3 separate regions of the Homo sapiens genome follow, and all the other regions are linked to region 2. The links are chromatin loops, found by intact Hi-C in ENCODE. Cell type or tissue: PC-3. All regions are shown on one strand. Links, peaks and the distances in the headings refer to the core of each region. The heading gives the core; the rest is flanking DNA. Region 1 overlaps PGM2L1 (phosphoglucomutase 2 like 1). Region 2 has its middle 25 kb from the start of KCNE3. Region 3 overlaps PGM2L1 (phosphoglucomutase 2 like 1).

What was found. Hi-C counts contacts between places; a loop is a spot of excess contacts. Peaks named below come from ENCODE experiments on the same cell type or tissue, not always from the same donor. Only the 100,000 strongest peaks of a DNase experiment are listed, where the experiment ranks them.
Region 1: it touches region 2 in a loop (2.8-fold over the local background); 76 of 110 quality-filtered maps call a loop at or near these places.
Region 3: a loop joins it to region 2, with 7 times the contacts of the local background. A loop is called at or near these places in 99 of 110 quality-filtered maps.

Annotation. Positions count from the first base shown.
Region 1 is chr11:74,366,647-74,377,892 of GRCh38, reverse strand. It overlaps PGM2L1 (phosphoglucomutase 2 like 1), which reads left to right. Exons shown (of 14, transcript NM_173582.6): 2 at 3,311-3,478; 3 at 6,076-6,182; 4 at 6,907-6,991; 5 at 9,318-9,401. It overlaps LOC112268078 (a long non-coding RNA gene), which reads right to left. Exons shown (of 3, transcript XR_002957258.2): 3 at 9,162-9,828. Among named protein-coding and RNA genes, the nearest start is that of PGM2L1, 26 kb to the left of the region's middle. In PC-3, for the core only: no CTCF peak of the experiment used is centred there; a DNase peak (open chromatin) is centred at 6,032; H3K4me3 peaks cover 264 bases; H3K27ac peaks cover 2,300 bases.
Region 2 is chr11:74,436,903-74,448,148 of GRCh38, reverse strand. No RefSeq gene overlaps it. Among named protein-coding and RNA genes, the nearest start is that of KCNE3, 25 kb to the left of the region's middle. In PC-3, for the core only: a CTCF peak has its summit at 4,848 (motif pointing right); DNase peaks (open chromatin) are centred at 4,898 and 5,398; H3K27ac peaks cover 1,374 bases.
Region 3 is chr11:74,383,112-74,394,357 of GRCh38, reverse strand. All of the region lies in intron 1 of PGM2L1 (phosphoglucomutase 2 like 1), which reads left to right. Among named protein-coding and RNA genes, the nearest start is that of PGM2L1, 9.7 kb to the left of the region's middle. In PC-3, for the core only: CTCF peaks have their summits at 5,301 and 5,503; a DNase peak (open chromatin) is centred at 5,507.

The DNA of each region.
Region 1 (11,246 bases), core at 1,479-9,478, 70 kb after region 2:
TCAGAAAGCAAACAATAATTTGCATTTGAGAGAAAGCCAATATATGTTTTATAGATTCAGATCTTATCAGTAGCTTTCTGTGAATGGGAAAAGGAGAGCAATTTGTGAGGTAAAAAATTATTCACATAGACACACAAGTAGTGGTTTTTCTCAGCCATCATGAATACCTAACTAGTTTTTAACCATAAAAAAGTGATATATACATAAAATATCCAAACAGCATCATGGCTATCCAATAAAAATAAGTCACTTTTCTACTTGAAACCCCATGCCTAATATCCCCTTCAGAGGTAATCACTATTTTTAGTCTCTTATATTTGCATGGAATACTTCTAGATGATATATAAATATACACATACCTCTTTTTATAGAAATGAAAACACTGTATATACTCTTCTGCTCTCCTTTTCATTTACTATACCTGAGTTCTACATAAAAATTTCATTTAAAAATAATTAGTTGGCCGGCGCGGTGGCTCACGGCTGTAATCCCAGCACTTTGGGAGGCCAAGGTGGGCGTATCATGAGGTCAGGAGATCGAGACCATCCTGGCTAACACGGTGAAACCTCGTCTCTACTAAAAGTACAAAAAATTAGCTGGGCGTGGTGGCGGGCGCCTGTAGTCCAGCTACTCGGGAGGCTGAGGCAGGAGAATGGTGTGAACCCGGGAGGCGGAGCTTGCAGTGAGCCGAGATCGCGCCACTGCTCTCCAGCCTGGGTGACAGAGCGAGACTCCGTCTCAAAAAAAAAAAAAAGAAATAATAATAATGATAATTAGTTTATAATTCTTTAGAATCTTCATATATTATAGTTTATAAAATCGTAGTGATATATTGACTTTAGCAAAAAAATACAAATGTAAGTTCATCTGAATGGAGAATATGTGATAATTATGGCTGCATAGATAGTTTTTTAGGTTATATTTTTAAAAGTTTATAACATCAACATCTAAATTAATGTCTCACTGTTAAATAGGGGAGAAATCTGAGTGTAAAGTAGATTTCAAATGCCAGTTGTCATAATTATTTAGCTTTTTTTGCCATACAAATGTATTTATTATGTCTAGTATATCATGATTTTTTATTCATTTTTATTTTTCTCTAACTTACCAGTTTTTCAACAACCAGGAATTAGGTTAGTACTGGTTGTGAAGTCTGTAACTGGGAATGGAATTTTTAGGCCCTACTCTAGTAGCTGTGCAGTTAAACATTAGGAAGTATACTCAGTAACCAACAGCATTTATGTCTGCTGGATCATTTATATATGTGTGTGTGTATACATACGTATATATACATACATATATGCATAATGTGTATATACACATATATACTCATTAGATATATATACATACTACATATATACATATATACATACTGTATATATACACACATATATACTATATACACATTATACTATATATACATACTATATATATATACACACACACTATACTTGTTATAAAAAGGAATATCGTTTTGCTTTGTAACTGGAGTTAAATTGTTATCAGAAGCATTATTAACACCCCAACACAATTATTTTGTTTGTCTGTAGTGAGATGGTGTAGGCTTTAGAGCCAGCCCAGCCTAGGTTCCCATCCTGTCTAAATTTCCAATGCCACCTCAGTGATACTAGGCTCCCTCTCTAAATCTTAGTTTCTTCGTCTACACAATAGTAATATTAATAATAATACTATCCATACAGATGCTGCAGTGAACATTCTTATATGAATAAATGTTATTGTTCATGTGAAGGTATTTTTGTGGACAGAAATCTATGGGCCAAAAGGCATGTGCAATTTAAAATTTGATACTTGCTGTAAAAGCACTGTAAAAAGACTATCCCAGTTTACATTCCTACTAGCAGGGTATTACAGTGCTATGTACCCTCTAAACGTGAAGAGTCTATTCAATTTTTGCCATTCTTATGCCCATCTTTAAATGTTAGCCCTCTTCAACTCTCTTTGGCCTCTCTATGAAATATCATGGTATCTTAGACATGATAATATCCCAGATATTGTTATTCATATTTTTCCATAATAGCTATTCATATTTTTATGTAGGTTATTTGTTAGTGTGTGCCATTTATGAAACAGAAACTGCTTGAGTCTGGATTTTATATATCATCCATTAGTTTTAAGCAGATTAAAATTTCAGTTAATCTCATTCAACTTCTCATTAGTTTGGCCATGTACTCTGGTTACTTTAATTTCTACTATAACCAGAAAACCATTTTGTTTAAATTGTATATTAATATGTTTTTATGTATTTCTAAGGACAAATATACTGTAATATTTAGCACCTTTTATGTGCACTGGTTTATTATTCTGAATATTCATTATCATTGTATATACTATGGATGTTGAAGAAGCAAATAGAATGGACTGAATTCATATTAATCTTGAAGAGAGAAGTTATGTTTCATCTTATTTCCTTAATATTTGACTTTTCCAAAAAGAAAATATTGGAAAATTCCATGTAAGTCTTACTGTTATTATAAATGCATTTCTATTTGAAATTTGATATTCTTTTGTGAAGCACCATTTTCAGTGACAGGTATTCTTGAGATTTATGAAAATAAGTTAAAGTACACGACAATGAAATACAGAATCCCAAATATAGATGTTGGCATGCACTGCCTCACAAACCGTGTTTGGAATGAATTTGTATTCTCATTCTTAATTAAATTCACACTTAACACATAAAACGTTTTTATGGTCAACTTGTGCCATAGATAAATTGAATCGTTTTCTGTGATTTTTAAGGAGTAGAATTCATTTTGAATTGCAGAGGTCTAGGCAGGTAACTGGTAGGCATGTTTTGATGGTATTTATCCAGTAGTGTCTCTATTTCTCTTAAAACTTAATGTATTAGCCAGGTGTAGTGGCACATACCTGTAGTCCCAGCTACTCAAGAGGCTGAGGCTAGATCACTTGAGCCCAGGAGTTTGAGGTTACAGTGAACTATGATTGAAACCTAACATAGACTCTAACTTAATTGATGTCGTTTTTTACTAAGAGGTTTATTTTGGATTCAAAGCTCTTAAATATCAATTATTTTAAAAGAACATTCTTTGATATGCTATACAAATACTATAAAATTAAAAGATATATAAATCACCCTCAACAGGCCCTTTCTCCTTTGGGGACTCAGTGAATGGCAGGTATTATTTTATTATACATACAAAGAAGTAGCACTGTGGAATTTATATTGAATGTTGAACCTTGTGATATGTACATATTGACCCCTCAGAAGGGCTTAATATTAGGACTCTGCTTGGATTCCTGGTTAAGTTTTAATACTTCTTTTTTATAGAATCCCAAAACAAAAGAGCAGATTGAAAACCTGTTACGGAATGGGATGAACAAGGAGCTGCGAGATCGTCTTTGTTGCCGAATGACTTTTGGGACTGCAGGACTTCGTTCTGCCATGGGGGCAGGGTTTTGCTATATTAATGACCTTACAGTAATACAGTCAACACAGGTAAGTATTATAAAGTATTAAGAGTGTACTTTTGACTGGACATGGTGGCTCATGCCTGTAATCCCAGCAGTTTGGGAGGCTGAGGCGGGCAGATCACGAGGTCCAGAGATCGAGATCATCCTGGCCAACATGGTGAAACCCCGTCTCTACTAAAAATACAAAAATTAGGTGGGCATGATGGCGTGTGCCTGTAGTCCCAGCTACCCGGGAGGCTGAGGCAGGAGAATCGCTTGAACCTGGGAGTCGGAGGTTGCAGTGAGCCGAGATCGCGCCACTGCATTCCAGCCTGGCAACAGAGCGAGACTCTGTCTCAAAAAAAAAGTGTACTTTTTCTCAGTCTGGTTTTTTTTTTTTTTTTTTTTGGCTTTATAAATTAGGTAGTGCCATTCTAAACGCACACACACACAAAACTTTATTTCCCAGAAGTTACTGTTATGTAAGTAAAAACTGTAGACTCAATTCTGACCTTTAGTCTTGCTCAAGATTTTAGAAGTCATTTATGTATCTTCATGGTCACAGACTGACTTTCTGATTAAGCGTTATTTTGGTTGCCATTGTCAACTTCTTAACAATGTTGCTTTGCATTTGAAACCAAGAAATGTATATTAGCATATCCAATTAATACAAAGAAACAAACTTAGATAGAAGAAAATAATTACTCATTTTGGCATATGGCCATTTATAAAGGTTAACCAGAGTATTTGGAAAATTTAGTTGAAAATATTTTCCTCTATCACATATCCTTTATGTGGTTTTCTATATCCACATGAGAGTTAATATTAGTTGTGTAATATGATATAATTTGTGTTACTTCTCTCCATTGTTATGCAGCTCACTCTAGAAACAAATTGCTTCTCTTTGCAGTGAATCATCCTGTTTCAAATAACTATACTTTTGAGGCCAATAATGTATTTAGCTTATACTAAAAATAGTTCTGGGCTAGAGAATTGTTCAGTAGACATAATTCTAATTGATACTCCCAAACAGTAAATCATCTTTAACCTTATTCTGAGAGAATTCTCTAAAGCCAAGGCCTAATGCAGGGGTAGGAGAGAAGGAATGACAGGATGGTTACATAGGTAGAATACCTGCCCTCCTTCCTCACCCACACCTCCCCCTATTCCTCAACCAGAGATGCTTTAGTTCATTCTTTTCTTATACATTTAGTCTCTTCATATGCTTTGATTCGAAGTAAAGATTTCTTGACTTTACAAAAAGGGGTGGGGGAGGTGTTTGAAAAGCAATTTCTACAGAAGTGCACATTTTCACTGGATTTGGGATTCCATGGTGTGAAGTGGAAAAGCTGGATGGAATCTGATTCTTAAGCCCTAGCCCTTTTCACTCTATTAGGTTGGTGCAAAAGTAATTGAGGTTTTGGTCATTTTTTTTAATGGCAAAAACTACAATTACTTTTCCACCAACCTAATGCATATAGAGAAATAAGATGCATTCTGATAGCAGAGATTAATATGAGGGTCTATGAGGTTTTAGGATAGTATCACCATGAGAAATAAGTTGTTGAATCCAGCTGATATACTAAGCATGCACTCACTCATAGCTTATAGGTTGGGGAAATTAATTGTACTTGAGAGACTCAGGCACCAGAAGTCACTGGGACTTTGTTTGGTGCTACCACATACTTATTTAGCAGTGCCTGCCATATAATAGGTCTTCAATAAATCAGTATAACTTAGTTTTAGTTGAATGAATGGCCTTAGGCATGACATTACATGGAGCTTTAATCTTATTGTCTCCTATTCTTAAAAGAAATATTGAAAGAGACCAAATTAGAAATGGTGTCTGCGTTTCTTTCTTTTCAGGGTGTTAGGATTACATGTCCCATCTTTTATGTAGAACTAATTTTAAAGGACTGTAATAATATAAAATGTTAAAATGTTATTTTTAGATATTAAAGTATTTATTAAAGTTAAATAATTCATGAGATAGTTAAATGGTTTTAGTTTGTCATTGTGATGTTTTCAATATGAAATACTTTTTCATTATTTTGTCATCCATGACTGCAAATTTTCCTAGTCTATGGTGTTATTTTTCTGTGAGATTTTAAAACCAAAGAATTACAAATGGGATCATCCATCATAAGAAATGTTCTAGTGAAGAACTGTGTTGCTGATTAAAAATGTTTACATCATAAATAGGTCAAATCTTTTGGTTAACTTCAATCATATGATCTAGCAAGGACTTAAGACAATTAAAATTCTGTTTTCTAGAGCCTTCAGACAAGAAACAATTTTATGTTGGCTCTTCTAATCTTTTTTTTTTTTTTAGCTTATTGACGCTCATGTTTCTTCTGCTTTTCCTAATGTTTTACTTATTGTATTGGATTTAGTGGTTTAGTAGTGGTTACTAAATCGGTATTTCCATGGTATTAAATGTGTCTGAAACTCCAGGACATGTTTGTCATCTTACATTTCTGGATTGAACAGTATTGCTCCCACACTGGTAAACATGGGCATAAAGGCAGAAGCCACTTCCCTAGCAGCCAGTCAGCTGCACAGCAAACATAAAAATAAGAGATTCTGAGTCATATGAAATGCAAGCATCCATTAGAACTAATCTTTTGTGTTTATTTGCTTCAGGGGATGTACAAATACCTTGAGAGATGTTTCTCAGACTTCAAGCAGAGAGGCTTTGTGGTTGGGTATGACACTCGGGGTCAAGTAACTAGCAGCTGCAGCAGCCAGAGGTACAAAGTTAATTGTTTCAAAGATTAAGTTGAAATAGAATAAAACATATTTAAAACATTTTTTTGTCTAGTAGTAGGATTTCTGAAACAGTAGACTGTCAGATAGAAATGTGATCACATGCTAATATTTACTTTAAAGCTGAAATAGAAGAAAAAGTATCTCAAAGAAAAGCTTTAGATTTTACAGAAAGAAGTAAAAATTTAAAATATTTAGAGTTCATATTTAGAATGACATCATAGCTTATAACTTTAATATTTTGGCAAAGGCACCGGGTAGTAGTAATTATGTAGCTTATATTCTCATTATATGCCTATTAGATTAGTTTTAGGGTGTTTTTATAAATAGATAATCATGTAGTGATATCTTTCTTCAGGGGTAATAATGCATATTGAGTTTATCAAAGTCTCTTATATCACTTTTTCCATTCTTTTTGCCTTTTGCAGATTTTATTTCTTAGTAAAAGAGCCATCAAAAGATGAATGAGGGAAAAAGAGGAAATTGAAATATCAATTATGTTAGTTGTTAAACTCTTCTTTTAAAAAAACTTATTTATTTAAAATTTTCCAATTAGGGCATGAAGTTTAAATAATCAGTGATTATAAGAAAGGGCTATATTAGGATACTATTTATTCAGACTAATTATAATATGAAACATTTATGTGGAAGGTTGGTTTTTAAAAAGTATGGTAGGCAAAGGACTAAGTTAAATCTCTCTTTTTTTAGGCTTGCTAAACTCACTGCTGCAGTCTTGCTGGCCAAAGATGTTCCTGTGTACCTTTTTTCAAGATATGTTCCTACACCTTTTGTAGTAAGTGTGTTGTGTTGGTGATCATATAGCTTGCTGCTCTTGAAAACATTTCTTAAATCAACTAGGATTCAAATATTTTTTGTGCATGTAGTTCTGTATTGAGTAATATAAGGGACCAATGGAAGGAAAACAAATTTTGCTTTGAGTTTATTTTCATTCAACAGACATTTGTTAAACTTAGCTAAGAACTTGATCTATAAAAGTTGACAAGTCTACAGTTATAGTGAAATATGTTAACATCTTCTTTCAGAAATTGATTCATTGGGCAGACAAAAATGATGAAGGATAGATTTGAACACATTGTTAACAGGCTTGATCTGGGTGTGTGTGTGTGTATGTGTGTAAAAATTCTCTATTGAGTGACAATAGGATTTACATTATTATTAAGCAGAATCACAGTCTCAGCAAATGCCAAAGAACTGCTTATCAAGCCATATACCTGGATCCCATGCAATAAAATCAGAAATAAAAAAGCCCATAAATCTTCCCCTGTTTGGAATTTTTAAAACACATTCATAAACTATTCATGGATTAAGGAAGATAACATAATGCAGATTAGCAATGACAGACAGTCCTTGCTTTGCACGGAGCGTGGGGGCTATAAAGACAGCTGTACAAGCCAAAACCATGCCAAATGATCTTAATCATAAATGAGAAAAATTATGACTGTTCCATGACCTTTAACATTTTTTTTTGCCAAAACATTAAAAACACTCTTACTCTTGGTTAAAAATGTATAGGGAAAAGAAAAAACAATGATAAAATGAATGTTTATTTAGTACATTGTAATTTAAAACGTTAAGAAACATTGATAACTAAAGTACTTTATTTCTTTGTAAAAAGAACTTATCAGGAGGCCAGGGGCAATGTCTCATGCCTGTAATCCCAGCACTTTGGGAGGCCAAGGTGTGTGGATCACCTGAGGTCAGGAGTTTGAGACCAGCCTGACCAACACAACGAAACCCCATCTCTACTAAAAATACAAAAATTAGCCAGGTGTGGTGGTGCACGCCTGTAATCCCAGCTACTCAGGAGGCTGGGGCACGAGAGTTGCTTGAACCTGAGAGGCAGAGATTGCAGTGAGCTGAGATTGTGCCGCTGAACTCCAGCCTGGACAGCAGAGCAAGACTCCATGTCAATAAATAAATAAATTAATAAAACTTATCAGGAGATAAACAGAGCTTGCTTCTTGTGGTTATAATTTATTTATATTACAAGCAAGCATCTTTTCTGTGCCTTGGCAAATTGTTAATATACCTTTCTGAGTTTGGATTCACTTCCAGCATCTTATCCTTTGTTAATTTCAATGTCGTGAAATATCTCTGGGAGTTCCTTTAATATGAAGGTTTTTTTTGTTGGTGTCACTTCCTCTGGGACATCTTCATCCTTCTCATTACAGCCTCGTTCCTCGTTTAATCCATGTGTTCCCCTTCACTACACTTCCCTGGTAGTATGTCTAAAGTCTCTTGAATGGCAGCAGTGTCAGCATTCCCACTTATTTTTTCTATAACTCCATTTATGTTTAATTCAAATTTCTCTCTATTATTACTCCTTTTTGTTTCTTTGCTGCACTTTCACCTTTGTTGGCCAATTCCCACTTTCCATTATCCATTTTTGTACACTGTCATGTGGGTCTATTATTGGGAGAAAAGGAGGCAATAGAGCCACATGTTTTGCAGTTTGTGTGAGCGCTAAGTAACAGATGCTCAGTGACCAATCACTGACACCCTTTTGAAGAGTGATATGATTGATCACTCATCATGATGTGGCTGTGTTATAAATGTAGGGATGTGTGGACTGAAGAGTTAGAAGCCAAGTGTGTACTTGATGCAGTTATGGCTAATATTACCGTGGTAACTGAAATTTGAACGTGTTGTTGGGAGACTGGAGCTATTTTAACAAAAGCATAGTATCAGTAATTTTGTGTATAGGAACTGAGCAAAGCAAGGACTGCCTGTAGGTATTTAAAAGTGAGCAATAATGAAAATAATACATAGCAAAAATTATGGGATATAACTAAAGCCCTACTTAGAGGGAAATGTATAGCCTTAATGAATATATAAGGAAAAAAAAGATTTTAAAATAATAAGTTGGCTTTCACTTAACATGTTTGTGCTAAAACAGAAGAAATCCAAAAAAGTAAAAGGAAGGAAATCTTATAATAAAGGTATGAGGAAAAATCAAGTAAATAGAAAATAAAGAGGGTATCAACAAAAGCAATATCATACTATAATGCTTTTCCTGTTATTTAATCAAAATTATTCTCATGTCAAATGTGTAAATAGCTAGGAAGCAAAATGGAATTATGGTGTTATTTATTTTTCAGCCATATGCAGTTCAGAAGCTCAAAGCAGTTGCAGGTGTGATGATTACTGCCTCTCACAACCGCAAGGAAGACAATGGATACAAGGTAAACCTTGGACTCCTGACCTTTGCTTATCTTATAGTTCATCTTTTTTATTCAAATAATATGTGTTGAGTATGTTTTCTATACTGGAGAGCAGAGCTAGACATTGGGAACAGAAAGTTAAAAACACTGAGGCTGGTCCTCAAAGAATGTGTATCCCTAATGGTATTTATTACTTCTCAATGTGTACAATTACAAAAATGTCTTCTTTAGTTCTTTTATTCCTAATTGTCCTTGATTTCTCTATCCCTTCCTAAATCCATCCTCTCTACCGTTTCATAAAGTCACATTGCAGCAAGTACTTGAAAAATGAATCGGAGTTTTCAACAACAGAACCAGAGGAATGGTACCTTATCCTCACTCTCCTCTCTCTCTGACTTTCTGCCGGAGCTGCTTCTTGGCCACAGGATTCCACTTGATGGGTCAGCCTCTGTGACAGAAAGCAGAATGGAGAAGGGTGAAAAGTGGCTCTGGAGGGGAAATAGAAGAATGCAGCACAGTATTGAACCACGATTTGGGGCTTCTGGGTGGGTCATAAGCCTGTGTTCTTGTATTTGTTTTTCTTCTTATGTTGGAGGACTGCAGACATACCGAGCTCTGTCTTACTGGCAGAAAGATTTAAATGCTAATGTAAGATTTTGGCCCTGGTCAGCTAAGTGAAGAACAGTGTTACCATTCATAGGGACAGAGAAGAAGCGTGATTAATTCAGTTTGGGACATATTAAGTTCAAGGTGTTTGGGTCAACCAGGTAGCAATGTCCTATAGGTAGTTGGATATATAGACTTGTAGCTCAGGGGAGAAATGTGGACTTAAGTTATAGAGTTGTGGGTCACCACACATGTTAGAGCATATAAGATTATTTGGACATCCTTTACTTGCATGAGTAGCCCAGAGAGAGTATAGAGCAGAAAGGAAAAAGGTCAAGAATGGATCCCTAGGGAATATCAACTTTAAAGGAAGGGAAGAAGAGAAGCTGGAGTTAGGAGAGTCTTCTACAAATTCTATGTCTAAAATAGAGGTTGAATATGTTTACCTCTGCCCATATCATATCCTCTACCATCACCATTCTAAACCATTGTTGTCTTCTTTTGAAAGACTAAACGAGATTGGTGTCATAAAAACCAAAGAGATAAAAGAGTGCAAGGAATTATAGGTCCACTGTCAAAGAAAGCCAAGAACCCACATCTCTTCTCTGATCATCTGACTACATAGCCAACTGCCTACTTGATACATTGGGATGTCTAACAGACACCTCAAAATTAGTGTCTCTAGAACAGAGTTCTTGATTCCCCCACAACATATACACCTAAGAGTGGTCCTCCTTCAGTCTGTTATCTCTGTAAATTAACATTACCACCCACCCAAACAAAAACCAAGGATCATTTTTTATTACTTCCTTTCCCTAACATTTTATCTACTAACGGGTTCTACAGATGCTATGTCTAAAATAGAAGTTGAATACACTTACCTCTGCCCATATCCTCTACCAATCATCATTCTAAACCATTGTTGTCTTCTATCTGAACCTAAGCATCCTAATTGGTCTCTTCCCTGCTTCCATTGTTCTCCCTGCAATCCATTCTCCACAAAGCAGACAGATGATCTCTTAGAATATGAACTTTCCTGCTTAAAGTTCTTCAGTGGCTTCTTATTCTTTTGATAAAACCCAACCCCCTTGCCTTGGAGCTTATAAGTCTGCATAATCTGCCTCATGCCTGTTTCTTCATTCCTTCCCTTCCTGCGCTCACTGCATTCCAGTCATACCACTGCTCCCTTCTGTTCTCCAGCTCCTCCAACATAGCAAGCCCTTTCCCACCTCTGAGACTTTATAATTGTTTTGTCGTCTG
Region 2 (11,246 bases), core at 1,784-9,783:
AAGTCAAGTGGGTTGCCCAAGGTCACATGGTTAGTAAATGGCAAACCAAGTTTGTTGGACTCCATGTCTAACTTCTATAGCCATTCATTCCCTGTTGTCTAGCCATTCATTGACTGACATCTAATCCATCATTTACTAATCTGTTTAGCCAGATATGCACTCAGACAGTAAATAGAATTAACAGTTATTCTGTTCCTTAAACATTGAGACAGATCTAGTTGTAGTTTAGAGAACAAAAGAATCTTAGAATCATAGAATGTTTGCACTGGCAGCTGGTCTAGAGGGAAGAGCAAAGCTTTAGAACCAGGTGGACTAGCTTGGAATGTTGGCTCTGCTATTCATTCTGTATATGACCTTGAGCAATTTATTTAACCTAATTCTCAGCTTCCATATCTGTATATCACAAATATATGCACATTCTCTCTAGACTAATATGAAGAGTAGAGATAATGTCACATGGAACAAGTGCAAAAATGCAAGTCCCAGCACAAAATGAAAATGCTGGCACCTTGTTCAAAAATTACCGATAATTTAAAGATGGTGACAGCAGAGTATTAAACCAAGTGTGGGGGCCCTTGTAAGCATAGGCCATGGTGGCACATCCACAGCCTGGCACAGAGTGGGTCTGCAATAAATTGTAGTCCTTTTTCTCTCTAGATCACTGATTATAACCCTCTCCTTTTGCAGATGAGGAAACTGGAGTCCAAAGAAGAGTTTAAAAATGCAAATCAGGGCCGGGCACGGGGGCTCATACCTGTAATCCCAGCACTTTGGGAGGCCAAGGTGGGTAGATCATGAGGTCAGGAGTTCGAGACCAGCCTGGCCAACCTGGTGAAACACCGTCTCTATTAAAAATTAAAAAATTAGCCAGGTTCAGTGGCATGTGCCTGTGATCCCAGCTACTCAGGAGGCTAAGACAGGAGAATCGCTTGAATCCGGGAGGCAGAGGTTGCAGTGAGCTGAGTTCACCCTACTGCACTCCAGCCTGGGCAATAGAGCAAGACTCCTTCTTGGTGGAGGGGGGGAACACAACTTAGTACCAGAGCCAAGACCACAACCAGACCTCCTTTGTTCCTAGCCAGTGGTCTTTACCCAGCATTTCCAAAGCCTGTGTTCTATATGATGATAATAGATATTCCATGTATAAAAGTTTCCATCAACAAGCAAGTTTATAAAACACTGGATTAAGATTAAAGAGACATCTTTTGCAGAGCTCTTCAGAGACTTTTATGTGCAACAGGAGTCTCCAAGACAGGGATATAATATGAAACATTGCACAAAAGTATTTGATGTGGGACCCTTTTGCAGGAGCATATTAAGCGTCTCTCAGAACTCTTTCAGAAATGCCACTCTAAACACTGCCCCAGGGTGATGGAAGTTTCCATGGGTTTTGATCTGTGGGGTGTGGTTGTTTTTATTCTAAATTAGAAGCAAATATATTATTTCCACTAGTCCTTTCTGTCAGCATCCCTGTCCCAGCTGACTTGTGAGCCTGAGGATATAAAGATAATGAAAACCAGACTCCAGGAAAAGCACACTTGTTTAGAGTCACCCAGCTGCATCCATAAGGCAGATGCAATATGCCTCTCTCCCAAGAGTAGAACACAGACAAAACATACACTAGGATCCCAAAATTCTTTCCATTCTGGGTAATTTGCTCACAGACATCACATTGCAAAAGTAATAGCCAAAGTCCCCTATAAAGTCACATAAGAAGCTGGGAAATCAGGATTCTTATCTCAGCACCTTCATTTATTAGCTGTTTGACCTAAATTGATCAATTCATCAGCTCGTCACTTTGCTTTTATCAAATACCTTCTTGCATCAAATTAAATTAATTTCTCCCTTTGTTGAACTACCATTATTTCATCTGTAGCACTCTCCCCCCAGGACTTTGAGAATCTCTATGGAATGTAGTTTGAAAATCAGCAGATTGGATGATTACTATAGATCATCCAGTCTATATGGATGGATGAAATCTATACAGAATCTATAGGGAAAGGAACTATAGTTCCTTTCAGCTATAATAGTCTGTGATTCAAATTTATATACAGTTTTGCGACCTATTGCCTCTGCCTATTAACCAAGGACCCTAGTTCCCTGAGAAATGCACCTCTTAATTTCTGAGAGGCCTGGAGAGTGATTCTCACATGCTGAATTGATGAGATGCCAGGTGACTTGGACACTTCTGGAGTTCCCAGTACATAGCATCTGTTACATGGAATGCATGGAGGTGAGGAAACTCTCTCTCCCCATCGTGCTATACTTTGTCACATGGGTTTCTAATGGGTAATATTTATGTCCTTTGCTTTCAGTAAAGCAGCTCTTCTATATTTTGCTGATTCCTTCCTAACCCCAGTTTCCCTCTACAAATTCCTAAGCCTGAGCTGCAGCAAGGTCAAGAAACAAATCTGTATGACAAACCTAATGTTAAATGTTGGCTCATTCCTCCTTGATTTTGAAGATTCTATTACTGGATCCATGTTGCCTATCTCCTTACTTTCCTTAAGATGAGTTCTCTCCCAGGAGAGACCCAAAGCCCTCACAAAAAATGGACTTTGGGTGAGTTGGGCCTACTAGGTCGAATATGCCCAATTGGTTCCTCCAGGAAGCAGATGCCAAAATGGAGTGAGAAGTGCCAGAAATGTACTGGGGCGGGGAATGCCTGTGAGGGAGCAGGAGTAGATGCGGGAGCCTCAGATGGTGATGCAGATCTGACACCAGCGAAAAAAAGAGGGAAGGAAGAAGGACCAGGCAGGAGGAGCGTCAGGTTTCAATGCAGCTCTGAGAAAGTCTCAGCCAGGCTGATGAGGAGCCCCAGAGCAGAGACTGCCCATTACAGGAGTCCCATGTTGGGCAGGAATGGCTTGACTTTCATACGTCTGCAGAGCTTGGTCAGTGGCAGGGAGAAGGCCAGGGTGAGCATAACCGGGGTGTAAACACTGCAGGAGAGCCCAAAGGTGCTGCTGCCTGAGGCCGGCCACTAACTGCTCTTCTCCCAGCAGGCTCCCTGTGGGAGACCTGAACAGCTCACTCCTGGTGGCTGCCATATCACGAATACCCACACCTGTGTGAATTCCAAAAGTGGACATAATTTAAGCTCAAACGGAGCCCCAAATGTACATTTATTACAATTTTTTGTTGAGTGTACAAAAAGTATTGCACTTGGCACAGCAGCAGCCCCACCCTCACCAGTGGAACAATCGAAGCGAAAAAGGACTAGTCTGGGAAGGTTTCAGGTAAACAAGTGAGTTTTTCTTACCATGATTGTCAACAACAGCCTCCATTATAGATTAACACTGTGTCAAGCTTAGTACGAGAGAACAATTCTCAGGGAGCTTAAGTTTGCAATAAAATATTCCTCACACGAGGCGCTCAGAGCAGACTTTTGAAGAGTTTACATGCCAATCACTGGATGCTCCAAGGAGGGAGGAGCTTCTTAGTAGAACTGGCCCTGGAGGCTACCAGAGAGACCTTGAAATTGATCTGGCAGCCAACTGGGTGGTGCAAGGACATGCTCCACCCCTAGGACCCTGCCAGCCAAGCTGTAGGATTTTTTGAGAGGCAGGCCCAACACCTGTTGTGGCTGCTGGATGAGATTCAAAATATAAGGAGAAAAGACAGAAGAGGAAGGAACTGGAAAAGAGGAATTTGTAGCTAGAAGAAGAAAGACAGCACGCTTTTCAGAACCGTGCCAGAATTCATCCCAGGCTAATCACCTGCCAAAAAAGAGATAGTGTCAGTGGTAGAAAGAACATTGGAGAGGACACTTAAGCTCTGCTGCTAACTCCTCAGCTGACCTTTGTCACTCAATGCCCCTCTGGGCCTGTGCTCCTTGGCTGTAATCTGCAGAGCTAAGCCAGACACCTAAAATTCTTCCATTTGAACAGTCTAGGAATCGAACAACCTTCCTTAAAATAATCTTGGAAGAGCCTAGTATGAAATGGGCGGCGGGGCGGGGGGGGGTTGGCGGGGGAAGGATAAAAAAGAATTTCCTGTGAACTCAGGAGCAATAATATAATACAACCTAATAACCTAACCTAATCATAGCAAGCATTACAACAGGCGGGGGAATCTGGGAATGGGAGCCAGTAACATCTCTAAAGTAGAGGTAATTTCATGATCAAGACATCCAGTGCATTGAAACGTGACGCTGTTCTATCTTTACAGAGTGTGCAGATGGTTGGGAAGGAAAATAGTTCCACCTGTCAGCTGATTCTAAAAGATCTGAGCTTCATATACATTCCGTCAACACATGAACCCCTAATGTCACTAAAGCAAAGAGATGGAACTGTCTCTGTCCTTTCCTGAACGCTCCTCCAGTTTTCTCTTATAAAAGCCGTTTCTACTCCCCTTTAAATCTGCATTCGCAGTTTGTTTTCACCTAGATAAGAATGCTGGGAAGGGAGAGCATACTGTTTTTTTTTCCCCCAGTCCTACTATTTTAGGATTCTAACAACAACAGGGTTGCATGCTCCCTTCTTATTTATTTCTCTCGTTGAGCTCAGAAAATGCCACAGATAAACCAAAACGAAATGAAAAACTGCAGTCAAGAGAAGAACATAATTAGCAGCCAATCAGGAAAAGGCTGTACAATCCCTAGGCCTTTAGATACTTTATCCTCTAGGCTGGGCCCTCCCAGAGAGGATCGGGTTTTCTCTTGGGGTTTCTTTTTGAATTAAGCACCACTGAGGGCTACGGTCCAGAAACACAAACTCTTAATCTAGTCCCTGGTAGACAAACAGGTCTAGGGAGATTGAATAACCTGCAGGGAGAGAGTCCTCTGGGATCCATGGGAGACCAGACTGAAGCAAAGAAAAAAGGGATTGTGGTGTCAGTGAGGACATAGGAGCAGCCACAGGAGGGCTGTGCTGCCTAAATAAATAATGGCATGTTTGGCAGCAGACCCAATTCTCAGACAGGCCTGGAGCCGACAGGTAGGCTGTCTGCTAACACACACTCACCCTTTGGATCTCAGCTTCAATGTTATTTCCTCTGGGAAGCAGGGTGCCACACACAGTTGAACTGGTTGCCTGCTGCACATACCAAGGGTGTGCTGATCACAGAAAATATATTACAGGTTTATATGCTTTTATAAAAATGTCCCGGCAGTTGGTGTTTTAAGGAAAGAGCACTCTTTTTTTCTCTGATTCACAAAAAGGTACTGGACTGGCAGTGACCTTGCTGAGAATCCTTTCCTAATTCTTATCAGAACAGGTTTAGTGCCCCTCCTATCTGTTCCAGAAGGACTCCATCTACCATGGTATTTACCACACTTTATTCTAATTGCCTTTTTACTAGTGTATACACAGTCTAGATTATCAGCTTTTGTGAGTCAGAGGCTGTGTCTCATTTGACACTGTACTCTGGGCCCCAGAACGCTTGGCCCGAGCACAGGCTCAATGGTATTTGTTGAATGAATAAGCAACATATTCTCAGCCATTCCAACGCTCTTGCCTAAGTGGACAGAGAGCTTGTCATAATAGAGTACTAGTCATGTCCAGGGTTTGAGTCCTTGCTCTACCTCTAACTTACTACACGATGTTGGCAAGTCACTTCACCCCAGTATTTTTGATGTAAAATAGGGATAACCCTACCCTGTCCACCTCAGAGGGTCATTATGCGGAGTAGTTTAGAAGTATTACTTGGTAAACTTATTAAAATATTGAACACATGGGAAGTATAGGCCATTCCAGGAAACTTGGACTACAAGGGGTCCAGGACCAGGAGTGACCTTACATCTGAACATAGTTAAGTAGTCACCTCCGGCAGAAAACTAATGATTTTTGGGTCAAGCAATACTTTTTTGGTTGCTAAGGGTAGAAATCTCAAAATGTCAAAAGACACATTTATTGTTTCATATAAGTAAGGGTAAAGTTATAGCTGGACCTCCAGGACAACTGGAAATAGGCACAATAATGCCACAAGGTAGATTGCATGCTTGTCCTCCCCCCGATCCCCACCCCACCTCCCACCCCACCACACCCCATCTGTCAGCCTACCAACTACAGACTGGCTTCCTCCACACTGCAAGGGATGTGGCTACCGATACCTCCTGGCTCCATCTCACACTTTTGCTATCTGAGGGGGACTGAGCCCTTCCCCTTACCTCTAATTTGCAAAATTTCTCTTTGGCCCTGGCTGGAAGAGACATGTTCATCCCTGTGCCAAGGGTGAGAGATTCTGTGATTTCCAGCTCCTACTGGAACTATATAGTTGAAGTGGGGGATCAGTGTTCAAAAAGAAGGGAGGTACTGTTCTAAGAAAGGCTAGGTACTAGGATTTCCACTACAATTTTCTAAAGATCATTCCCCCACTGAGACCTCCCATTAGCAATCAATTAGCTTTGGTTTGGGCTGTGCTCCTCTAGGACCATTCTTTCATATACCCTGAGTTCCTTATAATAGAAGGAAGGGAACAGAAGGGTGCCAAGTGCAGGAGAGGGACAAGCAACTAAGTAAACTCACAGTGTGCTTTCCTCTGCAGACCTGCAATAAATAACCAGAGAAGTGAGCCCTGTGTCTAGAAAAATTTATTCCCTTCCTAGGATTGATAGCAAATGACTTCACCTGCTCAAAGTCAGGTCCTAAATTCCTCTGTGCTTTGGCCAGGTTGCGGCTTGAGAGCAATGTTTGTGAACTACATGTCTGACCACTTTCACTTCTTGTACTGTAGCATCCCCTTCTTGTCTCCTTTTAAGCAGTCCAACTCACATATCTTATAAATGGACAAGCCAGAGTCCCAGAGAGGGAAAATTTATTATCTAACATCATACACTAAAAGGGAGTTCATGGTTAAGACAAGATCAGATTGTAGGTCATCTGACTTGTGTTTTTTCTATTATACCATCCTTTGTTTTTCTGCATGTTTATAACCTAAGAGATGTAGTTCACCTCTTAATCTCACCTTCTTCTGGTTCTTTTGTCTTTCTGGGTCACTTTTTAAGAGGATTTATCAAGGTCAGCTTCACTATACTCCTATTTAGTCACCTCTGGATCCCAGTCAGCTAGCAGTTTTCTTATCCTCTGCTATCAGGAATGAAATTCCAATACCAGAGATCCCATCCTACTGATGCAGTAGGATGCTCTTTAGCAGGAGTTCACTATTTAAGCTAGTCTTAACTTGTAGCAAAATTGCAGGCATCATCCTAGCTAACTCCTACTTACCTTCCAGATATCCATTTAGATCACTTTATTTCAGAAGGTAATATATAAAATGTATACCAAGAATACTTTCTATAAGCAACTCATAGTACCCCATACGTATTAGTTCATTCTCACACTGCTAAAGATAACTACCTGAGACTGGGTAATTTATAAAGAAAAGAGGTTTAATCAGCTCATGCTTCTGCAGGCTGTATGGGCTTTTGTTTCTGGGGAGGCCTCAGGAAACTTACAATGACGGCAAAGGGGAAACAGGCCCATCTTCACATGGCCAGCAGGAGAGGTGGTGGGGAGGTGCTAAAACAACCAGATCTTGTGAGAACTCTATCATGAGACAGCACTAGGGGGATGGTGCTAAACCATTAGAAACCACTCCCATGATTTAGTTACCTCCCACCAGGCCCCACCTCCAACATTGGGGATTACAATTTGACATGAGATATGGGTGGGACACAGAGCCAAACCATATCATTTCAGATGGTAAAATATAAAATATGTATGAGGAATACTTTCTATATGCAACTCATAGTACTCCACACCTCCCCCAGTAAAATATTTAGCACTCTAGACAATCATTGCCTGCTTACTGTGTCTCTTTTCTTCATTCTACTATAATTTCTATAAGAACAGAGGTCATTCCTATTCCCTTTACCGTTATTTCCTCCAGGAAATGTTGCATAAATATTTGTTGAATGAATGACTAGAACACTGACTCTGTGGTTCCTAATTATTTGCACAGTAGCCATCAAATGACAAAAGGATGTGAAATACTTTATAGGTGAAGACATTATGTAGCTGTTGAGGATTTGTTATCCTAAAAGCACTCATTATACCATCTATCACTATAATAAAAGCCTTCTCTGCTTGGAGATGCCAAAAAAAATATTCAGTAGTCCATCCACGAAAGTTTCCCAGACTCTTACATGATTGGAAGGGCTGTGCTACTGCCATAGGCAAACTTCATCACCAGCATCAAACACTGCCTTTGTGACATTTCCCTCACCTCAATGGCAGGTTACACTCTGCCTCTGGTCTCAGTCCACTTGGCGTCCCTGTCCTAAGTTTTTCCATATGTTACCTCATTTACAACAAGGTTGTGAGAAAGGTTCTATTTCTACTACCCTTTAACAGATGGGAATATCAAAGCACAGGGAGGTTACATGACTTGTTCAAAGTCACAAAGCAACTGAGTGGTGGAGCCAGGATTCAAACCCAGCTCTTGCTCTGAATCACTACGCTATATAAGACTCTTCTTTTGGCTGGGTGCTGTGGCTCACGCCTGTATTCCCAGCACTAGGGAAGGCTGAGGTGGGTGGATCACTTGAGCTCAGGAGTTCAAGGCCAGCCTGGGCAACATGGTGAAACCCCATCTCTATTAAAAAATACAAAAATTAGGCCGGGCGTGGTGGTTCACACCTGTAATCCCAGCACTTTGGGAGGCCAAGGCAGGAGGATCACCTGAGTTCGGAAGTTTGAGACCAGCCTGACCAACATGGAGAAACCGCATCTCTACTAAAAATACAAAATTAGCTGGGTGTGGTGGCACATGCCTGTAATCCCAGCTACTCAGGAGGCAGAGGCAAGAGGATCCCTTGAGTCCAGGAGATAGTAGTTGCAGAGAGCCACAGTCATGCCACTGCACTCCAGCCTGGGCAATATATCAAGATCCTGTCTCAAAAAAAAGAAAAAAGAAAATAAAAAGACTCTTCTATTACTTCTACAGCAACCTTCTGTCTTGTTTAGACTGCCTTCTTCCTGTTATCCGAATAGACCTTGGACTTTTCCAATTCTGTGTGTCTGGAATATGATTTTATGAAGAATTCAGAGGAGACTTATAGATTATTTTATCAAAGACTTCTATGTTATAGATGACAAAATGGTGGTATGTGTTATGGAAAGAACATCAGCTTTGGAACAAGGAGGCCCTAAAGTCAAAGTCTGGCTCTTTCAATTATCGATTACTATATAACAAACCACTCTATAACACAGACTCTTAGAACAGCAGCAATTTCTTGTTTCTCATGATTACATGGACTGGCTGGGCAGCTTCTCTGTTGGTATCACCTGAGCTTGCTCACACTGCTGCATTCAGCAGGAGGGCTGGCTGGGCTGGAAGGTTGCCCATGACCTCACATATCTTGCTTGACTGGGGTGACTTCTATGTGGACTGTCATCCTCCCAAAAGCTAGACCAGCTTTTTAAAATATTGGTCTTGATGAGAAGAGCTGAAAAGAATTTGTGGCTTTATTTAATCTATCTCATTTCCTAGATGGCTTACCTTGGACAATTTACTTTTTCTCTCCTGAGATCAGTTTCTTTGTGTTTACAATTGAGAGAGCAATCCCAATTGTCCCAGATTCTTGTAAGTATTAAATGAGATAATATATGTAATTATTAAATGAGATAATGTAAAAACTTCCTGCCATACAACCACCATTTTTCCAATGTTAGTTTCCGTTGCATTTCTTGGGCCTGGAGTGAAGCCTTCCTCTTACTCCCCATAATCTCCTACAGTCCACATAAATCCCTCACTCCAATCAAGATGCAGCTGTACTCTTCTGTCTCATGTTATACAATTTTTAAAATTATTAGCTTGCAATAATTGTCTGTCCTAGGAAATTCCAAAGTTCTATGTATAAATTAACTATTTTCAGGCTTTTCCCCATCCCGACAGGAAAAAAAAAATCTAATAGATTAATTTTATATGTAAAATTATTTATTGTTATGCACAATTTGTAATTTCTGTCTAGTTGGTGTCATAATTCTACCTCTTTATCCCCAATTTAAGAAGGCATACTGACATGCAAGTGAATGAGAATGTCTTTATTATCCTTATTTGTTCTAAAGGGAAATTATTTGCAAAACTTGCATCTTCAATATTAGCAACACATTACTTGCCATGCTTCTGTGGTCTAAATCACTTATTTGGGGCTAAGCACACAGAACTTTATTTTTTAAATTCTTTTATGAATATGTCCTATCTTCCTAAGTAGATTAAAACTACTAATAAAACCAAGGACCTTAATATAGACATACATATGTGTAAACATGTGCACATATATTTATCTTGAAGCTCTATTATAGGGCCCTACACATAATAGAATTCAGTAGTATTCAGAATTTCAGAATAGAAAGCAATGCATGTTTCCCAGCTACTCCTTTTTAGGGCCCTGGGGACAATGTTCCATAAAGCAGCTATGGAACAGTGGGGAAAAAAACAAACTGGATTTACAATCACAGGATCCAAGCTTATATACTTGCTCTAACTCTGTAGACCAAAAAGTGACTCATTCCTTGAACTTCTCTGGTACAGTGGGAGAAAACAATGCATGAAAAGTCTGGGTACTCCATACTCATTATCTTAGGCCAGTGGGCCTTAAAGTTGTGAAGTGTCACTTTTTATCAAAACACACAGGCCTGTTCCCTCCCTTCCCTTACTCATTGCGCTGTACCTCAGGATGGGACAGGGTAGGAGAGAGATGTATTTAGAAAACATTACTTAACTTTTACAGACATTGTTGGTGTGAGAACCAACATAGCCTTAGACTCTGAGATTACTCAGTGTAGTTAACTCTTAATAGCTTTGTGAAGTTGCAGGAGGAAGCTTCTTTCTCCATCTCTCCATGCTATTTTGATTACCAAAAGCTGTTGCTATTTAACTGAACCCAGCTACTGTTTTCTCAAAGTAGGGTATTCATCTCCAGGGGGCTGGAAAGAGAAACACTGAGATTCACAGATGTCCTAAGCTCTCTACAGTCGACTTACAAAACCTACCTTGCCAAATTTCCTACCCATAAAATCATTTCCTTCAATGCTTTCCTCCTTATCACAGTCAACTCATAAAAGTCTATACATTGGTAGGAGCTCTCATAAGGCCTTGAAGGTAGCACAACAAATGCCTGGGGCTTGACTAATCAGTTGCATAGAAGCCTGCTTTCTCTGTGATAATCCACACTGACTATTATGGTTATGTTTGTGTCTAGTACAGTAGGAGACACCAGAAAGTGCTTAATAAGTACTTTTGTATTGACTGATTATAATGACCTGTATATTTTGGGTTTTGTCAGGGCAGTGGAGAAAAGC
Region 3 (11,246 bases), core at 1,104-9,103, 53 kb after region 2:
TGTGCCCAATGCCACAGAAACTGATGTCTGAATTCAGAATGTTTTATTAATGTATGGTACAGATGTAATAGCTAAGTAGATTTGTTTCTATTCAGGGCATTTTCTAGATGCACCATAGGAGAAGTCAAAAGAAGATTTTTGGTGGTCATGAAATCAAATCACAGGGAGTCAGATATATGACACAAACATTTAACAGCATCAACCTGTAATAAGTAAATGCACACATCTCCACAATGGGACTGTCCTACCATTAGAACCCAACAAGTCCTAGATCAAGGCATTTCTCCTCCAGGCAGCGAACAGATGACTCTACTACCAGTGCTCTCTCCTTCTATGCTCTAGGGCTAAGTCACTCACCTCCTTCCTAGTTTTTTTTTTTTCAGTGCTTTCTTACATTCTGTCAAATTATAGACCAGTTTTGCTGGCCCAGAAGCAGGTTCTCTCATTATAATATGTCCTGTTCTTTATCCATTGTGAATTTTCTTTTTAAAAGCAGTCCTATATGTAAGATGTTAGGCACTGGCAAAGTGGATGGGGTCAGTGGCTGGATGGGGAATAGAGCTGGGACACAGGCTAGAGCTGCTCAGCCTGCTATAGCAGCTGTCACAAAGGTGTTGAACTTCCTATATATCAACAACGATGTGGAGGCAGGAATTGGCCACGGCATTTTAAGAAATAGCAAGTAGAGCACTGTGGTCTCAGAATGTAGGTCTGCGTTGAGAAAGAGTATCATGTAAAGTTCAAGGTAGCGTAGGCTTATAAAAAGCCTGAAAATGGAAATAAAATACTTCAATCTAAGCCAGTGATTCACACATTAGTCTAATGGTAGAAGTTTTTTTTCCAATGTCACTCACATGATTTTCTGTGCCTCCTAATGTAGCCCAGATAGAAAAGATGGTGAGTGAATTTCCTTTTAAGTCATCATTATGTGATGGGAAATACACCTATGACATACCTGTACAAAGGTGGTCTACTCCAGGGTCATTGCGTAGAGACCCAAAGAAATTGTGGACATTATCCAGTTGGGGAGCTTAGATGGGAGCTTGGATCTGCCACCTAGTTCAATCCAATTTTTATAATACTAGTTTATATAACATTTTTTGTTCACATTTTTCTAATACTGAATTTGGCATTTAATCAATGAAGAGTACACAGTATACACATATGGCTTTATTACTTTTGGGAAATGCTAGTCCTTATTCCTTGAATTTATTTTTGTAGTGTTTCAACTTTGGTAAAATGCTGTTAAGTCTCATTTGCTATTCATAGCAACAGTGTGTTAGGCAGGTAGTAGTTATCCCCAATTTTGCAAGTAAAGAAACTTAAGCTCATAAAAGAAAAGTGACTTGCTAAAGGAGATACGGCTTTTAAGTGGTAAAATTGGGACTCAAACCTAGGTCATCTGACTTTTACTGTATTCTTATCACTAGGGTAGACTCCATAAACCAAATGTTTAATAAATGTTAGTGACAACATAAACTAAGTTTCAAGGCCCTCATTAAAACTGTTTTATTGGCTGGCCGGGCGCAGTGGCTCACGCCTCTAATCCCAACACTTTGGGAGGCCGAGGCGGGCGGATCACAAGGTCAGGAGATCGAGACCATCCTGGCTAACATGGTGAAGCCCCGTCTCTACTAAAATACAAAAAATTAGCCGGGCGAGGTGGCGGGCACCTGTAGTCCCAGCTACTCGGGAGGCTGAGGCAGGAGAATGGCGTGAATCCGGGAGGCGGAGCTTGCAGGGGAGCCGACATCGCGCCACTGCACTCCAGCCTGGGCGACAGAGCCAGACTCCGTCTCAAAAAAAAAAAAACTATTTTATTGGCTTTTATAAAGCTGGAGTAGGATGTAATATTATGCAGAATAAATTGCCATGGATTTTTTTTTTTTAAGAGCTGAACAGTTGCTTTGGTCTCCTTGGCAACACAGTATTCTCCTTCTGTCCAAGAAATTTAGTACATATAAATGAATATTTGAATTTTTCTTTTTAGAATTCAAATTCATTTTTTTCTTTATACTTCCAAATTTCCTACATTTTCTCCTGTTTTCATCATTTTATTTGCAATTTATTTTTTTTGAAGAAATACATGCTTATGATTTTAAAAAATAGTACAGAAGGGATTATAATGGAAAACAATGATCCTAACTGCCTCTTCTTTTCCTCAGTTTGCTCCTTATAAGTCATTTTAAGTTTCTTTTTAGTTATTTTTGTGGTTACCATGAAAAGACTAAGTAATATACTAGAAGCACTATTTCTTGATGTATTTTAAAGCTTTAGATATTATCTGTCAAATATATCCCTGTGCTATAAAAAATGGGAATTCACTCACTATTCTCTATGTCTCCTAAATTTTGATAGTTATGCTATTAGCATTAGTTATTTCAAAAGTTTAAACAATATAATTAATGCTAGCAAAGTTTGCAGGACAATAAGTGCAACTAACAAACAGGGCTTCCAACTGGCCATTCTATTTAAGAGGAGACTGGCAGAAAACATATTGTATACATGAAAACAGAGAAAACCCATACCAGCTTATATAAGGTACCTAGCGTAGTCAAATACACAGAAACAGAAAACAGAATGTTGGGTACCAGCGGCTAAAAATCTATTGATGTTAATAACTAACTAACGATCAAACTATAAAAAGGAAATAAGCTGCATGAAAAATAAGTAAAGCAATGGATACAGGAAAAAAACTGAGTTAAGTCAGGGAACACAAGAACTTAATGTTTTTTGATTAAATAAGACAATTATTCCATCAAATAAGGAAATATGCTATGAAAAAGGAACAGGAAACAATAATGAGCTCTTGGAAATTAAGAAAAAAACGTTACACCCCACCCCTGCCAAATGCAATAGAAAATATAGACGTTAAAGTTGAGGAAACATAGCAAAAGGAAATAGGAAATATGAGGAAGTTGATGTGGAGTAACTTCCCCAGAAATCCAATGTAAAGAAATCCTAGATGAAAATAGTGTACTGATCCACACTGGGGTTCCAGAAATATATCTTGAAAAAGAATTCAGCATCTATGCCATAAATAGTAAAAAGCTGGAAGATGTTAGTAATATGGTGAAGATGGCGTGTTGTTTCTGGTCAACAACATTAAAAAAAAAAAGAACAGAAAAGAAAAAGCAGTTACCCAAGGAAGGGAGGGAGGGAGGAGGAAAACAGGAAGAAAGTAGGAAGGGAGGGAGGGAAGGAAAGAATGAAGGACCCAAATAAGCAAGGAAAGACAAAGCTGAGTAAGTTAAGTTATGGTCTAAAAATGAAGCCAACTAAAATGGGGCATCATTTTGAACAATTAATTGATGGATCTTAAGGAAAGAAAAACAGATCTCCAGAACTTTTTCATCTTGCTAAACTGAATTTCTGTACCCATTAAATAACTCCCCATTTCTTCGTCCCCTAAGCCTCTAGCACCCACCATTCTGCTTTCTGTTTCTATGAATTTGACTAATCTAGGTACCTCATATAAGTGGCATCATACAATATTTGTCTTTCTATGACTAGCTTATTTCACTTAGCATAATGTCTTCATAGTTCATCCATGTTGAAGACAAGATTTCATTTTGATTATAGAACAAAATGTACATGTTATCAAGTTATTTTGGGTTTGGGCTTATTGCACTTTGTTTCATGCTACTTTTTGTACGTGGAAATTGCATCTACTCTTCAGTACCCACTGATCCCTTCCTCCAGTTCTTTTTACATTGTAGGTTTAGTCCTTTCGTTCCTTTACTATCACTGTAATAAGTTCTCAGGGAGGGGAGACAAGTGTTTAAGTCTTTCATCTTGACCCAAAAATCTTTATACTTTTATTTCTTCAAATTAAAAATGTACTTGAAACTGAAAACAGCTAAGATGTCCTTCAATAGGTGAATGAATAAGCAAACTGTTGCATATCAAATATTATTCAGTGATTAAAACAAATTAGCTGTCAAGCCACAAAAAGAGATGAGCTATCAAGCTGTGAAAAGATGAAGAAACCTTAAATGTAGATTGCTTACTGAAAGAAGATGGTGTGGAAAAACTACACAGTGTAGTAATTTTTCCATAGATATATTTGAAAAGGAGTGATTCATATTTGAAAGCTCTTCCTGTCTCACCTGACAGTTTTCAAAATAGGTAGACTAGCACTTCTGTTTGTTATTTGGGGGACTTCTTTGCCCTGTTTTTTTTTTTTTCTTTCATAAAAGCTGTTTGTTTACTTCCTTCAAGTTTTCTTTTTTTTTTTTTGAGACGGAGTCTCGCTCTGTCGCCCAGGCTGGAGTGCAGTGGCGCAATCTCGGCTCACTGCAAGCTCTGCCTCCCGGGTTCACGCCATTCTCCTGCCTCAGCCTCCCGAGTAGCTGGGACTACAGGCGCCCGTCACCACGCCTGGCTAATTTTTTTTTTTTTTTTTTTTTTGTATTTTTAGTAGGGACGGGGTTTCACCATGTTAGCCAGGATGGTCTCGATATCCTGACCTCGTGATCCGCCCGCCTCGGCCTCACAAAGTGCTGGGATTACAGGCGTGAGCCACCGCACCCGGCCAGTTCCTTCAAGTTTTCTACAAGGCCGTTAGAAACCTATTCGGATATGTCTTTGATCTAAAATTATTTTCCCGGTCGGGCGCAGTGGCTCACGTCTGTAATCCTAGCACTTTGGGAGGCCAAGGCAGGCGGATCACCTGAGGTCAGGAGTTCGAGACCAGCCTGGCCAACATGGTGAAACCCCCATCTCTGTTAAAAATACAAAAAATTAGCTGGGCGTGATGGCACTTGCCTGTAATCCCAGCTACCCAGGAGACAGGCAGGAGAATCACTGGAACCCGGGAGGCGGAGGCTGCAGTGAGCCAAGATCGCGCCACTGCACTCCAGCCTGGGTGACAGAGCGAGACTCCATCTCAAAAAAAATAAATTTTTAAAAAAGTATTTTTCCTGTCTCTTCCTCTCCTCTTATTTAAAAAAATCAAAGAATATGGATAATCTAATAAAAAGGAATTTATCATCATTTGATTCTTCCAGGTTTTACTTGTGAGATACATTGAATTAACAAAAGAATATACATCTTATTATATTTCATTAGCTCAGGGTTTTTGTTTTGTTTTGTTTTGTAGAGAAACAGGGTCTCACCCTGTCACCTAGGCTAGAGTGCAGTGTGATCATAGCTCACTGCAGCCTCCTGGGCTCAAGTGATCCTCCCACCTCAGTTTCCGGAGTGGCTGGGACTACAGGCACAAGCCATCACACCTGGTTACATTAGCTTAGATTTCAATGATAATCCCTGGATAATCTAAATCAGAATTCTTTCATCCTTCCTTTTGGAGAGACAGCACAATTGGCTTGTCTCATGGAGAAACCTGTTTTTACCTAATTTATGTCTGTTTGGCTTTTTAGAAATATTTTCCCTCAAAATAAAAGGTTGATTAGTAATTTAGTGCAGATTTTACTGAAGGAGTATTGTTTTCATTAGTCAACTGTGGTCTGCATTACTACTAATTAGTACTGAGGCTGCTGCCCTCTAGTATCGGGAGTTAATGGAGAAAATGTTCTATGCTGGTGAAGAATAGACAGGAAGGCAGTGAGATAGTGTCACCAATCCTCATGAGATCTTTTACACCAAGTCATTTAATGAGGAGTGTATCTTACCAAACAAAACAATGGAAATGGTCATATTTAATGCCTTAAAGAGTATGAAGACTATAATATGGTAAATGAAAAATACCATATCTCTCTGATTCAAAGACATTTTAATGTCTACCTTGTTAGAAAACCTCTTTAACGTAAGTAATGGTTTTATGTTGTGTTTCTGCTTCAGAATTTTTTCACGTCATTTTCTCTCTGAAATATTTCATTATTTATATAGGTAAAAATGAGGGAAAAGCCTAAGTGTCCATGAATAAATAAATGGTGACATAAACTGGAACACTCTGGAGTGAAAAGAATAGCATGGCTCTATATGTATTAAAAGGACCTCCAAGATATATAGATATAAAGAGAGATATAGATACATAGGTGTATAGGTTTATATTTTTTTTAATTTTATTTTATCATATTAAGAACACTTAGCATGAGATTTACCCTCTTAACAGATTTTCCAGTATTCAATATAGTATGGTTAACTGTAGGTACAGTGCTGCACAGCATATCTCTATAATGAATTCATCTGGCTTAACTGCAACTTTATGCCTCTTGCTTAGCAACTCTCCATTCCTCCTTCCCTTCCAGCATCTGGCAACCATCATTCCACTCTTTAATTCTATGAATTTGACTATTTTAGATACCTCATATAAGTGAAATCATGCAGTATTTGGCCCTCTGTGCAAGATATACATGAAATAAGCAAGTTATAGAACAACATGTACAATTTGATGCCATATATGTAAAAAAAGAGTTAAAGCAAAACTGCATTTTACAAGTATGTAGATGTGTAGTAAAGGTCTGGAAGAATGTATTACAAGCTGTAAGCGGCACCTCTAAAGGTGGGGTCTGGGAATGAAAGTAATGGTCAATGATGTCTGCAGCTTTATCTGTATTATTAGTATTTTTAAAATAAGAGAAATGTGTTACTGTAATTCATAATAAAGTAAAATTTAAAATATAAATAAAAATTAAGTGGTTAACTGTCTGACATTGGCTTTTAAGGGCAATAGGAGTTCAAAGTCAGGAAGATTTTTTGTAAGAGGTAGAATTTGAGCTGGGACTTGAAGGGTAAGTAGGATACAAATAGATAATGGATATGGGGCAAAAATTTAAAATGGGCACAGTAGAATCATAAAATGGAAAATGACACTGATCAGGGAAATGAAACTGAGCAGGAGGCATGCAGAAACCATGAACAGATTTCTTAAGTATAGCGTATGTATTGTGCTACTATGGTGAGTAAGTATAGGTGAAGGAAAACTAGTGTTTATGAGTGATCATGTACCAGACATGGTACTTACTAGATGCTTTCATGTAGAAAGTCTCTTAATTCTCCCAAGGATTGTTTGAGGTAGTTATTTCCATTTTTTTAAGCCTATGCACAAACCCAGGCTCAGAGAAGTGTAGAGAGAGGGGACTATTTGAATCCAAGAAGGTTTCAAACTCCTTTGCCCTTTGGGATCTGACCCCAACCTTTCTAATTTTTACATTTGATGTAATGAGAATTGAACTCTATTGCTGATTCTTGGCTGATTAATCTGGCTGCAGCATGTAATTAGGATGAGATGGAATGGAGTTGTGGAGGGGATCCTGGAAACTCTCATAGAAATGTAGATATAAAAGTTTTACATAAGGATGTTTGCTTTGTGAGAAAATCAGGAAAAGAAGCCATAAGACTCACTAGCAAATTGATCTCTGTCTTCTTTTTAAAAAGACAGAAAATGATAGTTCCCATTTCGTTAAATCATATATTTTGCTAACTTTGAATCACATCTTTTAAAAGAAAGAAATTATAATTTAAATTCACATGCCCACCTCTCTGATTCCATTTTCCTCCCTTCTTCCTTTCCTCAAAGTAACCAAGGCATATCTAGGAATACTAGGGTTTTGTTTGATTTTCTTTTTCAGTTAAAATATCATTTTGTTTTTCACTTAAATGAAGATAACTGTGGGAGGCTGGGTGTGGTGGCTCATGCCTGTAATCCCAGCATTTTGGGAGGCCAGGGCAGGAGGATTGCTTGAGCCCCAGAGTTTGAGACCAGCCTGGGCAAAATAGGGAGACCTCATCTCTACAAAAAGTAAATAAAATTAGGTGGGCATGGTGGCATGTGCCTATAGTCTCAGCTACTTGGGAGGCTTAGGTGGGAAGATTGCTTGAGCCTGGGAGGTTGAGGCTGCAGTGAGCTGTGATGGCACCACTGCACTCCAGCCTGGGTGACAGAGTGGGACCCTACCTCAAAAAAAAAAAAAGTTTTTTTTTTTGACAGATATTGCCAAATTGCCTTACAGAGAGTGTGCACCAATGTATTATTCTACCAATAATATATAAAAGTGCCTGCTTTCTCAAATTCTTGACTCTACCATGCAGTATCAAATATTTTTCTTTGCCATTGTGAAAAATAAAAACTATATTTTATTTTAGCTTTAATTTCCATTTTTCTTATAAGTGAGGTTGTATATTTTCATATACTTAAAAGATAGCTGTATTTCCTTTTCTATGAACTATTCATATCTTTTGCTAGCTTTTCTATTGAGTTATTAATCTTTTCTCCTGTTTTAATGCCAAAGAAATAAGTCTTTGATGTATCATGTATTACAAATGTTTTTTTCTCAGTTTGTCTTTTGAATTTATATATGTAATTTTTATCACGTAGAACATAATTATAATTTTATTGACAGCATAGTATTTCACTTGGTAAATATATCATATTTAACCATTTCCTTTTTGCTGGATGTCTTAAAGTATTCTGATTTTTAAAAACTATTTTGAATAATGCTGACAGCATCATTTTGCATATAATTTTTTCCCTTAGATTATTTCTATAACATGTAAAGATGACATATACATGATACAGAGATATTTAACTTCTGGGAAATGCTGTCAGACCATAATTGTAGCCTAATTTCAGAAGAATATGGAATTTGGGCTTTATTGAAAAAGAAAAAGCATATTATTGTTTCCTTTCTTGGTGGTTTTTATGCTGATGGGCAGGGTTCTCCTGTTGGTAGTATTTTCGCCATTTCAAAATATGCATTAAACATCAAGCCATGAATCTTTTGTCTGAGTATACGTTAAATTAAGCATAAAACTATGGAATCTCAGTTGACAGAAATATAGATATTATCTTATTTAAGCTCCTACTCAGAATAAAAACATGTTCTGTAGTATCCCAAATAGGCAACTTCCGTATGAGAACATTTCTGGTATAATGGAGTCTTGTCTTACTTAGGAGTTAGATTCCAAAGTCAATAAATAATGATAATGGTATAAAATTTTAAAATCACCCTTGTAAACCCTTAAATTGTCCAAGAACTACAAGATACATGATTTCAAATATCTATCCTTACACAGTAATATATGAGAATATGTAACATATGTAGTAATGTGCCATATATAATAGAGCACATACACAAAATACAATTTTAATATTTAGGAGGCAGGGCTAAATACATATAGTGGAGTACATGTAAGTTAAGTGTAGTAAAGCCATACTATATAGTGCAGTGTTGTAGGATAGAAAGATTTCTGCTTCTAGAAATGACAGATGAGGTAATTTGGACAATCTTCCTCCAACAACTGGAAAAAACAGACAAAATATAGATTTAAAAATCTGTTTGAAGGTGTTATTTAATGTTAGTCAAGAGTTTCCAGTTTAAGATTTGGAAGAAGAAGGAAATTCCAGGCCATGATCTAGAAGAAGACAGAAATTCAGAGAGCTGAGTTTAGTATTTAGGGGGCCACTTTTGCCCAGGGCACATTTATTGATCAGGATAGGCAGCTAAGAAGATTGTCAGTCTTTTTGTTAGCCTTGCTAGTATAGCGGGACAAAAGTTGGAATCTAGGCCCTATTGCGGGTGGAGACCCTGAAAACACTCTTACTTTAGGTTAGAAGTCCAAAGGGCTGCCCTGTGAATACTGGTGAACTCAAAGTAAACACTCCGCATACAGACTATATTCCAGTTTTGAGTCATTTGGATGGCTTGGAAATTGGATTAAAGTGAACCTAGATTGCTAGTGCTTTCAGATGCCTAAGAAAAGCAAAACAACAAACAAACAAACAACAACAACAACAAGTTTCCTGGAGGGAGGTAGCTTCATCTTAGTTTCCAAATTATTCCTACTAATAATATTTTAAATATAATACCTAATATTACAAAAATAATATAAATATAATAGTACAGAGTCAAAGATAACCAAACATATAAGGAAGCAAGTCAACATAAACAAGAACCTGCAGAAACAACAGATAATGCAAACTGACCGGCAAGGGCTCCTATATTTATCAAATGTAGACTTTAAAATAACTAAGATTGTCAAGATCAAGAAGATTAAAAAAGATTAAAATTGAGCAGAGAGCAGAAGTAAGAGTAATCTCATAAGTTAAAAAAATTGGTGGAGAAATGAAAATAATACAAAAAGTAAATTTTTAAAAATAGAAATTCTGAAGCTGAAGAAATACAATAACCAAAATTAAGAATTCAATGAACAAATTTAACAACACTTTAGAGAGGAATCAGAGAGAGAATTAACAAACTACAAGATAGGTCAGTGAAAAATAGTCAGAACAAAGCATGGAATGACAAAAGGATGCGGGGGGAGTGGGGGAGTAAAAGAGAGGCTACGAGACATAAGATGATACAGGAAAAGGTCTAACATGCTATTCATTGGAATCTCTTAAGGAGAGGAAAGAGATAGTTACTATGAAATTTCCTAAACTGATGAATGACATTAATCCACAGGTTAAGAGTTTGGGGTTACAAAGGAATATAAATCATTCTATTATAAAGATATATGCACACGTATGTTCATTGCAGCACTATTCACAATAACAAAGACATGGAATCAACCCAAATACCCATCGGTGATAGACTGGATAAAGAAAATGTTATATATATATATATATATTTATTTATATATCTCCATAGAATACTATGTATACATAAAAAGGATTGAGATCATGTTCTTTGTAAGGACATGGATGGAGCTGGAAGCCATTATCCTCAGCAAACTAACACAGGAACAGAAAACCGAACACCGCATGTTCTCACTTACAAGTGGGAGCTGAACAATGAGAACACATGGACACCGGGAGGGGAACAACACACACTGGGGCCTGTCTGGGAGGCGTGGGGAGGGAGAGCATCAGGATAAATAGCTAATGCATGTGGGACTTAATACCTAGGTGATGGGTTGATAGGTGCAGCAGACCACCATGGCACACATTTACCTATGTAACTGGCACATGTATCTGGAATATAAAATAAAGTAAAATTTTAAATAAATAAGAGTTTGGGGTTAATTTGTATTCTGTAAACTTTTCTCCTTGATTACATAAGTAATCCTTCCCTATAAAGATATAAGGAACAATCACATTTTTTTTTAGTTTTATTTTTCTGTGCATTTATGTGTATTTTACAAATTTGGAATTGTATTGCATGTATGGTTTATATACTTACTCCCTTAATATATCTAAGTGTTTTTGCATATTAAAATTCTATTGTGATTTTTTAATACATTATTTTAATGTATTATTACATCAGCCTTTTTATTTAACCAGTTTTCTATTAACATGTGGCTTGCTTACTTTTTTATTATTAACATTACTTTAGTGAATATCC